Linked DNA regions of Homo sapiens: regions 1 and 2 are each linked to region 3. The links are chromatin contacts, found by Hi-C or POLR2A ChIA-PET in ENCODE. All regions are on one chromosome and are shown on one strand. The core of a region is the stretch at or near the end of the contact, and the rest is flanking DNA. Distances in the headings are between cores, read along the strand shown.

Evidence for each region. Hi-C counts contacts between places; a loop is a spot of excess contacts on that map. ChIA-PET counts read pairs that join two places held with the same protein, here RNA polymerase II (POLR2A). Pooled maps may share reads with other maps.
Region 1: a pooled map shows a loop between it and region 3 (2.6-fold over the local background). The contact joins the promoter of SKOR1-AS1 here to the promoter of DENND4A in region 3. A Hi-C loop is called at or near these places in 1 of 50 pooled maps. POLR2A ChIA-PET finds 5 or more read pairs at or near these places in 2 of 52 experiments (activated B cell and activated T-cell).
Region 2: a map of naive thymus-derived CD4-positive, alpha-beta T cell shows a loop between it and region 3 (13-fold over the local background). The contact joins the promoter of USP3 here to the promoter of DENND4A in region 3. A Hi-C loop is called at or near these places in 1 of 168 maps with a recorded cell type or tissue (naive thymus-derived CD4-positive, alpha-beta T cell), 3 of 37 single-sample maps with no recorded cell type and 9 of 50 pooled maps. POLR2A ChIA-PET finds 5 or more read pairs at or near these places in 3 of 52 experiments (CD4-positive, alpha-beta T cell, PC-3 and activated T-cell).

What each region holds. Positions count from the first base shown.
Region 1 is chr15:67,837,265-67,841,604 of GRCh38, forward strand. SKOR1-AS1 (SKOR1 antisense RNA 1) reads right to left here and starts at 1,615. Exons shown (of 3, transcript NR_120345.1): 1 at 1,446-1,615; 2 at 1-169. It overlaps RNU6-1 (RNA, U6 small nuclear 1), which reads right to left and starts at 2,781; the gene lies at 2,675-2,781. RefSeq lists enhancers at 1-95, 2,719-3,671, 3,127-3,176, 3,672-4,340.
Region 2 is chr15:63,501,344-63,505,842 of GRCh38, forward strand. USP3 (ubiquitin specific peptidase 3) reads left to right here and starts at 3,250. Exons shown (of 15, transcript NM_006537.4): 1 at 3,250-3,487. The coding sequence starts at 3,397. RefSeq lists enhancers at 1,530-2,323, 1,802-1,851, 2,324-3,116 and silencers at 2,842-3,181, 3,532-3,641, 3,712-3,911, 3,982-4,061.
Region 3 is chr15:65,790,477-65,794,975 of GRCh38, forward strand. DENND4A (DENN domain containing 4A) reads right to left here and starts at 1,817. Exons shown (of 33, transcript NM_001320835.1): 1 at 1,534-1,817. It overlaps LOC105370866 (a long non-coding RNA gene), which reads left to right and starts at 1,997. Exons shown (of 3, transcript XR_932372.2): 1 at 1,997-2,296. RefSeq lists a silencer at 1,374-1,703 and enhancers at 1,705-2,670, 1,894-2,513.

The DNA.
Region 1 (4,340 bases), core at 365-2,864, 2.0 Mb after region 3:
GAAAATGTCTGAGGGAAGGAATCCCTAGGTGCTTCTGGACAACAGCCACTGATAAGCAATTAAGCTCATTTGCATAAGGTTAATTAAACACAGGTTTACTGCTCAGAAAGAAGATCCTTCATCAATAGGATTCGTTTTGGGAGCAGGTATCAGGTAAGTGATTGTTAACCTAGAAAAGGAAAACTTTGTTCCTGTTCCAACTGTGTCCTAAAGGGGGTATTCCTTCACTCCGTCATACTTTTCCAGGTCACTGGCACACAGGTCCACCCATTCGTAGCTACCCTGCTCTAAAGCCTTGATCCGTTGCAAACATGTGACTCCTGCCTTGAATTCAGAACACCAACAAAAGCAGAACTGGATCTGCATGCTCTTCCCATGAATTCTAAACAGCCTCATCTCCTCTCTCCATCCTCAGATGCTTGGCTAAGAGCACAAACTCTGGAGCCAGATTTACTGAGGTCTCAATGCTGCCCTGTCATTGATGAGTGACATTGGGCAAGTTGTTGAATCTCTCTGTGCCTTAGCTTCCTCATCTATAACATAGGGAGATTAACAGTACCTACTTCATAGAACTGTTTTCTGTTAATATATGTAAAGCACTGAGAACAGCTCCTGGCATACAAGAAGTGCTATTGTATTGGTGTTTGCAAAGATTACAACTCCCTCTGAATTCACTTTCCTGAGACTCAAGCCAGGAATGCTTTTAGAGTCCCAAAATGTACCCCAGTCCATCACCCTCCTCTCCTCCAGGGGCCCAGAAAGGGGGCCCAGAAAGGAGGACAAACCGGTGCTTTTTCAAGCCTGGACTATTGAGCTTTCTGAAGACACATTCATAAGAATCTACAAGCACAGAGGTTGGAAGGGCATCCTGCAACGCCAATGCATGGACTATTGAGTTTCTGGAGACACATTCATAAGAATCTAGAAGCACAGAGGTTGGAAGGGCATCCTGCAACGCCAATGCATTGACTCTATGTGTCCAAAGAGGCGAAGACTTGCCCAAGTTCCCTCAGCAGGTTAGTGCAGAGGAAAGGAAGTCAGCCAGGTCTCTGGATTTTCTGGGGCTAGGAACTGCCTGTCTTTTTCCTAATTTCTGTTCTAATCTTTTCTTTTCTTTTAAGTAGCGACAGGGCTTCACCTTGTTGGCCAGACTGGTCTCGAACCCCTGACCTCGGTATCCTCCCAGCTCAGCCTCCCAAAGTACTAGGATTACAGGCGTGAGCCACTGCGCCCGACCAGTTTCTTTAGAACAATCTCAACAGTCCTTTTTGGGCCAAGTCCTTCACTCTTGGATTCTATTTTACTCCCCATAACACCCCCTTCCACATACGTAGACTAATAATATTCCAGTCTGATGGGTTGTCTGTGCTGAAAGAGAGGGAGCCACATCGACATTGGTCGTTTTCTTATTTGGCATCCCAAGGGAGACATTTAAAACTACTCACCCAATTGCCCAAGTGGCCTCCAAAGAACCAGATATCTCTAGGGGAAGAACAGAAATCCAGCCAACAAAGATTGTCCTCTAACGCCTTACATCGAAGGCCCAGAGCCAAGGAAGAGGCGGAGATGTCCCGCAGTCCCCTATGCTCGGCTGTTACCTGGAAAGGATCATTTCACTTCCACTGAAGAGAAAAGGAATGAGTCCTGAATGGAATGCTGCCCGGCAGCTCCCAGCGCCCGCTGGTAGAGTACCCGCCGCTGTCCCTGGGTGGCTCCGGGGCTTCGAGCCTAACAGTCCTCCTGCGGCGCGCCTGGAGGCTGGGAGCTGTGCGGCCGCTCCCGGCAGATCGACTGAGGTCCCAGTGGCCGCAGGGCCCACGTGCATGCTGAAGCACTAGCAAAGCAGTTGCACCATTTTTCTGTTGGAAAGATATTTCAGAAAACATTGCCTAAGTCATCGCAGGAAATCTGAACGTGGTTGGACTTTGTTTCCTCTTTGTCTTACCACTCGGGACTGTGTTTTTGTAACTCAATTACCTGAGACCTGGGTCCCGATCTTTTCAGGGTCTGTGCCTCTGTAAGTCTTATCAGGCTTTACCTCTCAGTGATTGGTGTAAAATGATGACAGTAAAACAGTAAAACCCACAGGGTGGGGCTGTCAGGAATTTTTTAAACATTATTTTATTTTTCTGCCCCCTCCCCCTTTTCTTTTTTTCTTTTATTATTTATTTATTTGGTCTGGAATATTTCAATGAAATATTGGTGAAGCCCTTGACATATGGTAGATACTCATTAAGTGGTGGCTTTTTTTTTTTTTTTGATTCAAAGGATTCTGTCACTCTTATTGCAAGTTCCTCATACGTTTATCGTTGCACTAGTTCCTGTTATGTTTCGGAGCTGAAATGGATCAACTTTGGCAAGACGAAATTTCCTTAAGTGTAAGGTACTGCAATACTCAGGATTGTGCAGAGGGAAGCAGAGGCAAGATGGGAAAGATCGCAAACTAGGGCCCGAGGGCCAGAGGCAAAATGCACCGCAGAGATGAATCTGCCTAGGCCCCACCTCCTTCTATTCCGTCTCCTAGGACTACTACATTTTATTTGTGTTAAAAGATATCACCTGTAGATGAAAGGTGTTTTCAGTGGTAAACCGTGCACCGGCGTATAAACGTGGTGTAAAAAAAAAACCAAACAGAAAAACAACCTGATGTAAAAACAGAAAAACAACCTGATGTAAAAATATGGAACGCTTCACGAATTTGCGTGTCATCCTTGCGCAGGGGCCATGCTAATCTTCTCTGTATCGTTCCAATTTTAGTATATGTGCTGCCGAAGCGAGCACGGTGTTTCGTCCTTTCCACAAGATATATAAAGCCAAGAAATCGAAATACTTTCAAGTTACGGTAAGCATATGATAGTCCATTTTAAAACATAATTTTAAAACTGCAAACTACCCAAGAAATTATTACTTTCTACGTCACGTATTTTGTACTAATATCTTTGTGTTTACAGTCAAATTAATTCTAATTATCTCTCTAACAGCCTTGTATCGTATATGCAAATATGAAGGAATCATGGGAAATAGGCCCTCTTCCTGCCCGACCTTGGCGCGCGCTCGGCGCGCGGTCACGCTCCGTCACGTGGTGCGTTTTGCCTGCGCGTCTTTCCACTGGGGCCGGGGCGGCGCGGAGGGTTCAGACGCGGGCTCTTACTCAAACGCTGATCCCCGAAACTACCGAGCAGTGTCTGCGCGACGCGAAAGCATTTTTGGAGCGAGGGGCCATGGTGCCCATGGGATTCCCACGGGTGTTGGACTCGGGACCCCGAAAAGGTTGCGAGTCGCTGGTTGGACCCTTCCCTGCGCGGGGACCCGAGAGACGTGACCCTAGCGAGGCCTGGGGCCACCCACTGTGGGCTGGAAGGGGCCGACAGGGGTTGCGGCGGGGGATCGTGGGGAGGGTTGGCCAGGGCGCGCCTTCAGCTTCCCCTCGGCTTCTCGGAACTAGCTCTCTGCATTCGGAGCCAAGGCGATGAGGGTGTCTGCTTTGGGACGCAAACTTCCAGTAGTGGTGGAAGTCTGGGAAGGGTCACCACCGTTTGAGCCAACATTTAGAAAGAGCCAGGCGCTTAACCTAAATGGTATCATTTCCCCCATTTTGCAGTTTAGCAAACAGGCTCTGGGAGGTTAAACCATCTGCTCCAGTGATCCTGCCACTGGTTAAAGTAGTTGGGATTTGGATGCGAGTCTGGTTTCAAAGACTTTTTTTTTTTTTTTTTTTTTTTTTTTTTACGCAGTGGAGTTTGGAAAAGATTTGAGACCACAAGTGCAGCCTCCGCTTTCCTTGTTAGAGTTACTCCAGAAGCCCTGACCAGCTCAGACTTTCCTTCCTACTTCCATTCCTTCAACAAATATTGAACATCTGTGGTGTCAGCACCCGGGCTTCAGGGATGCGTGAGTGGGCAGGGTTGCTATGGTCATGGAGCTCGGTTCCAGCAGGGGAGCCAGGCAGACATGAAAGAGCCCTCTGGATGCCGAGACGTGTGCTGTGAAAGTGTGGCATAGAAAGTGCCTGGGGGATGATGGCCACTTCAGTGGGGCAAGAGAGAAGGTGACATTGGAGCTGTCATTGATGATAACGGCGGCAGCGCTGAGGGGACGGGGACCGAGATCCAGGCAGAGGACCTTGCAACCACCTGACTCAGTGTCACCCATCTGGGCCAGCCCTTCCCGGGAGACCACTGTGGTGGTAGTTGCTGCTCCCAGCAGTGCTGTGGCTCAGTACTGAGAGAGGGGAGGGACCTGGGGAGCCACTGCCAGGGAGTTCGGGCTTTGGAGGCTTGAGTTCTCCCCACTCGGTACGCCTCTTAAGTGAAATGGAAGTCATTTGACTAGCTTCTCAT
Region 2 (4,499 bases), core at 2,000-4,499, 2.3 Mb before region 3:
ATTATCCTTTAGGAGAGAAACATTTGATAGTACGGTTGCAATTTTGCATTCCTCCCCTTTGAAAAATGCAAACTTTTAGAACAGGCCCGCCGCTTCGGGCAGGTTTTGCCGCGGAAACCACCCTCCCTCCCCGCCCCCGGATGTCCAGAGGGCTGGGTGGGGAATCCCGGGAGCAGCGCACTCAAGAGCACGGGAGCTGGAGGCTGGAGGCTGGCTCGTCACCATCAGGGCTCCCTGGGATGTAAGTCAGAGCTCCTCAGTGCCAGAGGGATGCGGGCCAAGAATAAAAACGCGAATGTTGTATTAAATGCAGCTGAAGAAACGAGGGACTGAAAAGGCAGATTTCCCAGTGTGCCTCATGGTCTTCCCCCATTTGACTCATTTACTCACTGCGGGTTTCTTTTTCTCCACTCTTTTCTTATTATGGAAACTTTCAAAGACACAGGAAAGTTCACTATTTTAGGGAAATCTAGCAAACGCCCCAGGAGGGCCTCTCTGATTTTGCCCAACTTCTCTGGACTGCCTGATAGAGCTTGCCCTCTGGGGACTATCACAATCGGGACTAAATTAGGGCCCCTGCTCCCAAGGGTTTTTATTCTAGCTGGGGAGAGAAGTCACTAATGGAAACTTTTTTTTCCCTTAAAATAGCTTACACCTTACAAAGCACTTTCACATTCCTGATTCCGTTAAAATCATAAAGCTAGAACTGAAAGGAAATTTAGAGATCATCTCTAGGGGTCAAATATTGGCAAATATTGGGCCACCTGCTAGGCTCTTGCCCATGGTAGACATGGCTAACATACCGCACACTCACCCGTTCATGTCATGTATTCACTTACTTATCAGACATCCTCCATGTTCTACATTGCATGTTAGAAATAAAGCAGAAAACCAGACAGACTTGTTTGCTACCTTATGGACAAACAAGAGGAAGAGAGACATTAAACAAATAATTACACGCATGAAGAGTGTTTTTAGGCCGGGCGCGGTGACTCATGCCCGTAATCCTAGCACTTTGGGAGGCCTAGGCGGGAGGATCTCTTGAGCCCAGGATTTCGAGACCAGCCTGGGCAATATAGGAGACACTGTTTTTTTTTTTGTTTTGTTTTTTGTTTTAAGTGTTTTTAAAAGCCGGTGTTGGGGCAGACAAGGACATCACACACTGGGAGGTACCCTGCGGGTGGGAAAGGGTCGGGAAAGACTCCCTCAGGAAGTGATGTTTAAACTGAAGTCTAGGGGATTAGGAAACGGAGTCTCTGAGAGGGTGAAGAAATATTACATACCAGTATGAAGCATGGCCTGAGTGAGGTCATGCTCCAGGGCCGAACAAGGGGTTATGGATGCTAAGTGGGGGTGGGTGTCCGGAGGAAACAGAAGGTTGGTGGAGCAAGGCCTTAAAGACAAATAGGTTGACATGGAGAGATGGGTGGAAGAACTTGAGCCAAGGGCAGATATTATTGTTTCTCCTCCTCCCGCTTCCCAGGGAAGCAGCTCTCATCTAGTGTCAGTAAAAACAAATACAAAGTTATAATTTATTGGCCACCTAGTATGTGGTGGCAATTTTCATGAATTCTCACATGTTCCTTGCGAGACAAGTATTCTTCTTCCAGTTTTACAGATCTAGAAAAGGCTTGGAACGGCTAGAGACGCTTGCTAAGCCTGGCCGTCAAGTAGGCAGCAGAGCTAAGATTTGAAAGCATGCCGGCCTGCCTTCCTAGGCAGACGCACTTTCCACAACGCATCACTGCCATAAAAATCCCAGGCCGAGGCTTGCTCTAACAGCAAATACCACTTGGAAAAGGACAGATCTTTGAGGACCCAGAAATACTTCTGGGGAAAGGATGAGCAGAGGTGCCCCCGGTGGGTGGATACCATTAGGCAGAGGTCTATGCGGAAGAGGCCGACTTGTGGCGTGGGAGGTAGGGAGGAGTAAGAAGTGATTGACGGGGCGTCCCTGGCTGCTCTAGGACTGCATTGCGGGGAGGTGCCCGGCTCTAACCACTGCCCGGCCCGGTTAATCATTTCCTGACCTTCCTTCCTCCTCTCGCTCTGGCCGCAGGATTGCCACATCAGTCTTCCCCCTCCTCCTGCTCGCCTTCTGGCCCCGAGGCTCCTTCGCCGGGTTTTACAAGGAGCCCCAACTTGGAAGCAATATTTGTAATAGCCCCGGACGTCCTCAAGTGCCCCAGTGAGATCGCAGGCTCGATCCAGGGTATGCCGGCCCAAGCGGCCCCTTGAGGCTTGCCCTCTTCTCTAATCCCTCACTAAAAAGAGGTCAGAGGGTCAGGGATCCAATCTCCATACAGATCAACAAGTTACAGACTCGGTTTCCCCCTGCGGTAAAAAGGGGATGGTAACAGCTGGTAGGGTGTTGCGAGGCTTAAATGCGGTATGGGAAGTGCCTGGCTGGGAGACCTTAGGTATCTAACAAATGCTAGATCCCTTCCCTTCTTATCGCCTGGTAATGGGGAGTTTAGCTTGCCCAGCAATCCCAGGCTACGTTTATCTCACTTGAACTTCCTGGCTTGAAAGTCCTACGATGTGCTGGAGGTAACGCAGATGGTGAGTCACAGTGACAGGATTTGAACGTGGGTTCATGGGCGCCCCTGCGGGCCCACCCACGCAGCATCTAGGTGGCTGGCTAACGCCACGTGTTCAGAACCTAGAAAGGGCTACGGATCGCACCTGCCGCAAGGAGCCTAACGCTAAGTCGGGCGGGACTGCCCTGGCACCCATGAAACCCGCTGCCCGCCTCCCCCGGGGCCAGGCCCTTGGCCTCCCCAGCTTGTTTCTTCGTGTATAAAATGAGGGCCACGGTGCCTGTCTGCCCGAGAGGTTTTAAAGTTCTTCTTTACACTTTGCGGAGCGGCCGGATTTTTACCACGAAGCCACCGAGTAGTCCGCACCACATAGGTTCAGTATCCTCCGCCCACCGCAGGAAACGCCGCGGACGGCCCGGGGTGCCCTGCTCGGCGCCCCACCCTTCCCGGGGCCGGGGAAGCGGCGTGACTAGGAAAGTCACTTCGGAACACAGCCGGACTCTGCGCCACCAGCTGGAGCTCGCCGGGACCCCACCCCGCGGGCTGGGCGGGGGCGGACCCGGGGGCGGGGCGGGGAGGGGCCGGCCTGGAAAGGCGGAAGCCTCCAGTCTAGGGGTGGCTGCAGAACCCGGATCTCGGAGTTACACGTTCTACGGAGCGGGGCGCCGGGAGACGGCGGGCGAGAAAACCCGGCGTCCGGAAGCCCGTGCTTTCTTTGACGCAAGGGCTCGAGACGCAGCCGCCGTCGGCCGAGCGCCCGGCTAGAAGCGACACCAGACGGAGCCTCCGGAGTTCCTCCGCCCCCACCTCGCCGGGTCCTGGAGCCGCAGTCCTCCCAGCTGCCCTCCTCGTGGCCATGGAGTGTCCACACCTGAGCTCCAGCGTCTGCATTGCTCCGGACTCAGCCAAGTTCCCCAACGGCTCCCCGTCGTCCTGGTGCTGCAGCGGTGAGTGCGGCCACGGGCCGGCCCCGCAGCGCACCCGAGGCCGCGGCTCTGCCGGGCCTGCCGTCTAGGGGCCGCAGGCGGCCGGCGCGCGGACTCGGGGAGGGGCGAGGGCGAGCCGGGCCCGGCGGGCTGGGGAGGGTACGCGATGAGGCGGGCGCGTGCGGGAGCGGCGGCGGCTCCTTTGTTTCCCGAGGCCCGACGGCCGGGCCAGCGAAGGAGAGGGCCGCGAGGGGCGGGAGTCCGCGGAGGCCTCGAGCGCGTGGGGGCAGCGGCAGGCGGGGACCCTGGCCAGCTGCGTGCGCCCTTGCCCCGCCCTGCCGTGGCCGGGGGCTGTGCCCGTCCGTGTTGCGGGGTCGCCTGTGGGGCGGGTGTCCGGCCCCCGAGGGGCGGCCGCACGTGTGGCGGGGCCCGCGCCGCGCTTCTCCGCAGACAGGGCGGGAAGAGCGCCGCTCTCCGGGCGCAGCTTTGTCTGGGCTGCGGGGCGCGCGGGGCTCCTCTCCTCCGCCGAACCCGGCCCGGGTTTCCTTTCCCTTCTCCGCAGGCTCGGGCACCTCGAAACCCCGAGAGGCGCTGGGAGCTCGGGCGGCGGAGGTCGGGGTCTTTCATCCGTCAGGGATGGTGAAGTTTGAAAACAGGCTGCGGGCTGAGAAGCTCGGAGGCTGAGCCAACAGCTGCTTTGGAGGGGACTGCTCGAGTTTGTTTTTCAGACCTTTTGGGTTGTCCGAAAATGCGTTGGGATTCCCAGTTCCTGTGTTGTGAAACACTTATTAGATTTATATAAGGCTTTTGAGTAGCTTAAGCGTTTTAACTCCTGCTGGCCCCCTTGGAAGCCCCAGTGCCCTCTCATTGTCTGCTCTAAGCGACTTCTTAGGATCGCACCGGCCACACGGCTTTGCTTACTTCCTGGTAGGGCCCTGGTGCCACCGCTAGTCTTTGTTTATTAGCTTTGAGATGGTCACTGGTATCTTGGGTTATATTAATAGCGTACAATTCGAATTGTGCACTTCAGAAA
Region 3 (4,499 bases), core at 567-3,066:
AAAATAATATAAAACAAAAATTAAACTCCACAGTGAAGTAGGTCTATGTTTAATCATTCAGAAAAAGAAAATTATGTAACATATTATATATAATGATGATGATAACATATGCTGTTCTGGACTCCTACTGAGAGCTGTGGTTCAAAGGGAAATCGTGAAAATAAAGTAAAAATTGCCGAAAATGTTTAATTCTGCCCAAAACAGTTTCCAAAAAAGAAGCCAAATATAATATTTTATTTTAAGTTCAAACAGGGTTCAAACAGCTCAGAAATTTTGTATACTTAAGTTTTCAGAAGTCGAATCCCAGAACCGCTATCAACATAAACTGAATAACTTGCTCAAGAGTCCTTACTTATTACCCAATCTTAGGTCCCCCAGAATACTTCTTAAAATAATCCCAAATGTACTACAATAGATTAGCGTAACCGGGGCTACGCTGTTTACAGGTGTCTCCACCTCCTCCCCCAAGGAGAGAAGAGGTATACTAGGGTAAACAGAAAATAGAAGGAGACTATATACACACCAAATAACAGCTTGTAATCTTCTAAGACTTCTTTTACATTCGGGCTATTCTTTTCATTAACGTATAATACATTTTAAAGAATAACATATTCACAGAGTAATACAATTTCTGCCCTCACGGGTCTCTAGCTGGCTGACACGCGTTTTCTCCTCAAATAAATACATGCCTGTTGACTGATGCCTGTCCTGCTGTTGCAAACAAGAAATAACTGTCCTATAAGACAAAAACCTCTCTCTACGGTTCTAGGCGTAACCATACGTTTGAATTAAAAGCACATTGGAACAACAACAACAATCTTCCAGCACATCTGTCATTTAAAAGCACGATAATGAAAAGCTGTCGCTGCGACCCAATTTTAGGTCACAAGCTTTTTACTGTTTTTCCTGCCCCCCACCTCCAGAAAACAATAAACTTCAAAGGGAATGGTGGTAACCAGGAACAGTTCCCTTCCCCCACCACACACCCCCCCAAAAAGACTAGAAAAAAAACTGGTCAACTTGGACGCTGGCCGCGCTCACGCAGAACCCGTGCCCGCGGGCCGGGGAAGGCTGAACAGACCCTGGGAGGAAAAGTGGGCCTGCAGGCACCCCGGGCTCCCCCCGCCGCCTGTCTCAGATACCGAGCAGGTGGGATTCCGGGAAGCCACCTCCGACTTACGTAACGGGCTTGTCAAAATCCCAGATCCAGGACCTCCCCCTCCCCGCCCCCACTCCCAAATAACAACAGCCCCAGGCCAGCCTGGAATAGAAAATCTGGAATGAAAACACAGGAGCCCCCCACGCGTCCGACGCAGAGGCGCGGGTGCTACTCTCAGCACCGCCGCGCCATCCCGGGGCGGACCGAGCCGCGGAGCACCTCCCGGATCTCAGGAGCTCTCGGGCGGAGATCTCGGCCATCCGTGCCTCCTCCCCGAACCCACCCGCCCCGCTCCCGCGCCCCCGGCTGTCACCTCTCCGGGCCGTGACAGCTCCACCTGCCACCGCTGCCCGGGTCGCCGCCCCCGCACTCACCACCCAGCTGGCTCCCGTGCGAGCAGCGGATCGAGCTCGGAGAGCGGCGCCGGAATCCCGCACGCGCGGTAGCGGAACACGAGGGGCTGAATGCCGCGGCGCTCTGAGCCCGCTTAGCTCATCCCCAGCCCGGCGCTCCGCCCTTCGCGGCACCCCCGCCCGCCCGCCCAGGCCTGCCGTCTCAGTCAGACGGGACTCCCCCTCCCCTCGCGGCCGCCACTGCCTCCGCCTCTTTCTCCGACTCTAGCCTCCGCGGCCACCGCGACCGGCGCCATCTTGGCAATGACGGAAGGGGCGGGGGCGGGAATCACGCCCGCGAGCACCAATCGAAGGCCGGATCTGGCCCGAGTGGGAGGAGAGGGCCGAGTTGAGGGTCGTGGGGTCCTAGCGCCAAACTGATAATGGGGCGGTGAAGGTGGGCGGGACTAAGTCGCCTTAGTCCGTGACGTGCGGTGTAGTTGGGGAAACGCACCGTGGTTCCCCGTCGGGTCAGGAGATCCCGAGCCCCAGGCTGGCGTGGGCGAAGCGTACAATCCCTTCACCTTTCGTCACCCAGAGGCACAAGAATCCAGTTCGCGCCAACTGACCTGTTTCTTCCTTCCTCCCCGGCACTCTGGGAGTCCTGAGATTGCCTTGCTCGGTTCGTCTCAGACTTGCTAGATCTGAGCAGCTGCTGCTCCTCCACCAAGGGTGCTCACATTCTCCAGGAAACTCCCTTAAGGGTTAGCAACCGCCGAGTAGGTTTCGGTCCCAAGATAGAAAGGTAAAGCGGGGAATTCAGGGGGTTTCTCCGAAAAGTACGTTGATGAAACAGCTATTGTTGACTGACGGGGTGTCGATTACTTTGGATTAATTGGATACGGCCTACTTAAACCTGACTGTGGCTCTCCACCATTGATGGCTGTTGACAGATGAGGTTAATAAAGCTTGATTACCCCCATGGGGTTGCTCGGGAGTTAAATTCTATAGTACCTGTGAAGTACTTAGTATAGTGCTTGAAAGTACTCAATAAATGTTAGACATTATTCCATGGACAAATGAAAGAAGAAACAGGACCCCCAAAATCCCTCTGCTTTAAAGTCAACTTTTCCTAAATTGCATAGCCTTTTACTAACCAAGTTTACAACTTTATTTCCTACCTCCAGTTCTTTCATTGTATTCATTCATTCAGTCAACAAACATCCATACAGAGGGTGCACAGTGGTGAGGGAAACAGAAAACCTTTGCCTTCAGGAAACTGCAGTTTAGTGGGAGAAGAGGGACAATAAAAAAGTACTTAAGCACATTTTAAGGGGAAACATGCTATAAAGGTTAGAAAAATAACTGAGGCCAGGCGCCTTTGCTCATGCCTGTAATCCCAACGCTTAGGGAGGCCGAGGCAAGAGGGTCAGCTTGAGCTCAGAAGTTCAAGACTAGCCTGGCAAAATGGCGAGAACCCTGTCTCCACCAAAAATACAAAAAATTAGCCGGGCGTGGTGGCGTGCGCCTGTGGTCCCAGCTACTTGAGAGGCTGAGGTGGGAGGATCGCTTGAGCCCCAGAGCCGGAGGCTGCAGTGAGCCGAGATTGTGCCACTGCACTCCAGCCTGGGTGACAGAGCAAGATTTTGCTTTAAAACAAAACAAAACAATCGAGTTGCATACTTTAAATATATGTAGTCCTCTGTATGTCAGTTAAAGCTGTAAAAAAAGACTTGTTTTTGACACAGAGTCTTGCTATGTTGCCCAGGCTGGAGTGCAGTGGCCTGATCACGGCTTACTACAGCCTCCCTCCCAGGCTCAATTGATCCTCCCACCTCAGCCTCTGGAGTAGCTGGGACTGCAGGTGCCCACCACCACACCCAGCAAATTTTTCTGTTTTTTGTAGAGACTATGTCTCACTATGTTGCCTAAGGCCGGTCTTGAATTCCTGGGGTCAAGTGATCCACCCACCTCAGCCTCCCATAGTGCTGGGTTTACAGGCATGAGCCATTGTGCCCTACCTTAAAAAGCTTTTTTTAAAGTCCAGTTGGGAACCCTCCCAATTCTTTACCCATTGGACACAGATTTAGCCTTTCATTAGTTTTAAGTGTTGCTAGACGTATCAGGTCAATTCCTCTTTAAGGAGTAGCTTGGCATATCAAAATATTCCACTAGCAGCAAAAGCACTCTTTTAGTTGGTTATACATGTATATGTGCATATATATATATATATACACACAAATATTTTCATCTACAGAGTACCAATTAAAATGTTATATAGTTGCATGTAGCATACACAATGAGATTCTAAAACCTTTCAAAAGTTTAAAAGGCGTGAAGGTTTTTTTAATCAGAGAAAATAGCTTCTTAAAGAACAATATTGATAAACAGTAGAAAACCAATACGCAGCATTTGACTGTGTACCCAGGAAGTATCGTACCTCAGAGCCCCCCTTAACAGTCATATCAGGAGTCCTCTCAACACTCCAGGCATATGTGACTATAGTCACAGTTAAACCTAAACCCTAGATGTGATTTGGGCAAGGGATTCTAACAATGTAGACATGAGCCAAATAGAATTTTTTGGATAATAAATTTTGGCCCCATGCCATTTCTGAAATTGTCATATTTTATATGTTGAACTGTATCCGGCTATTTCTTAGAAGTTATTTTAAAATGCTGTGATTTGAATGATGCATGAAGGAAAACTATGAAACCAATAACCATTTAAAGCAATGGAAGCGCAAGCTGTTGTACAGCCTAATCCTCTCCACCTGTTGAATCTATGCACCTTAATTGCTATACCAGAAGTTTCTCACATCTTTAAATGAAAACCTGGAGCCTCTAGAGAGCAATCCTTTTTTTTTAAGACAGAGTCTTGCTCTGTCGCCCAGGCTGGAGTGCAGTGGCGTGATCTTGGCGCACTGCAACCTCTACCTTCTGGGTTCAAGCGATTCTCCTGCTTCCCGGGTAGCTGGGATTATAGGCGCCCTCCACTACGCCTGGCTA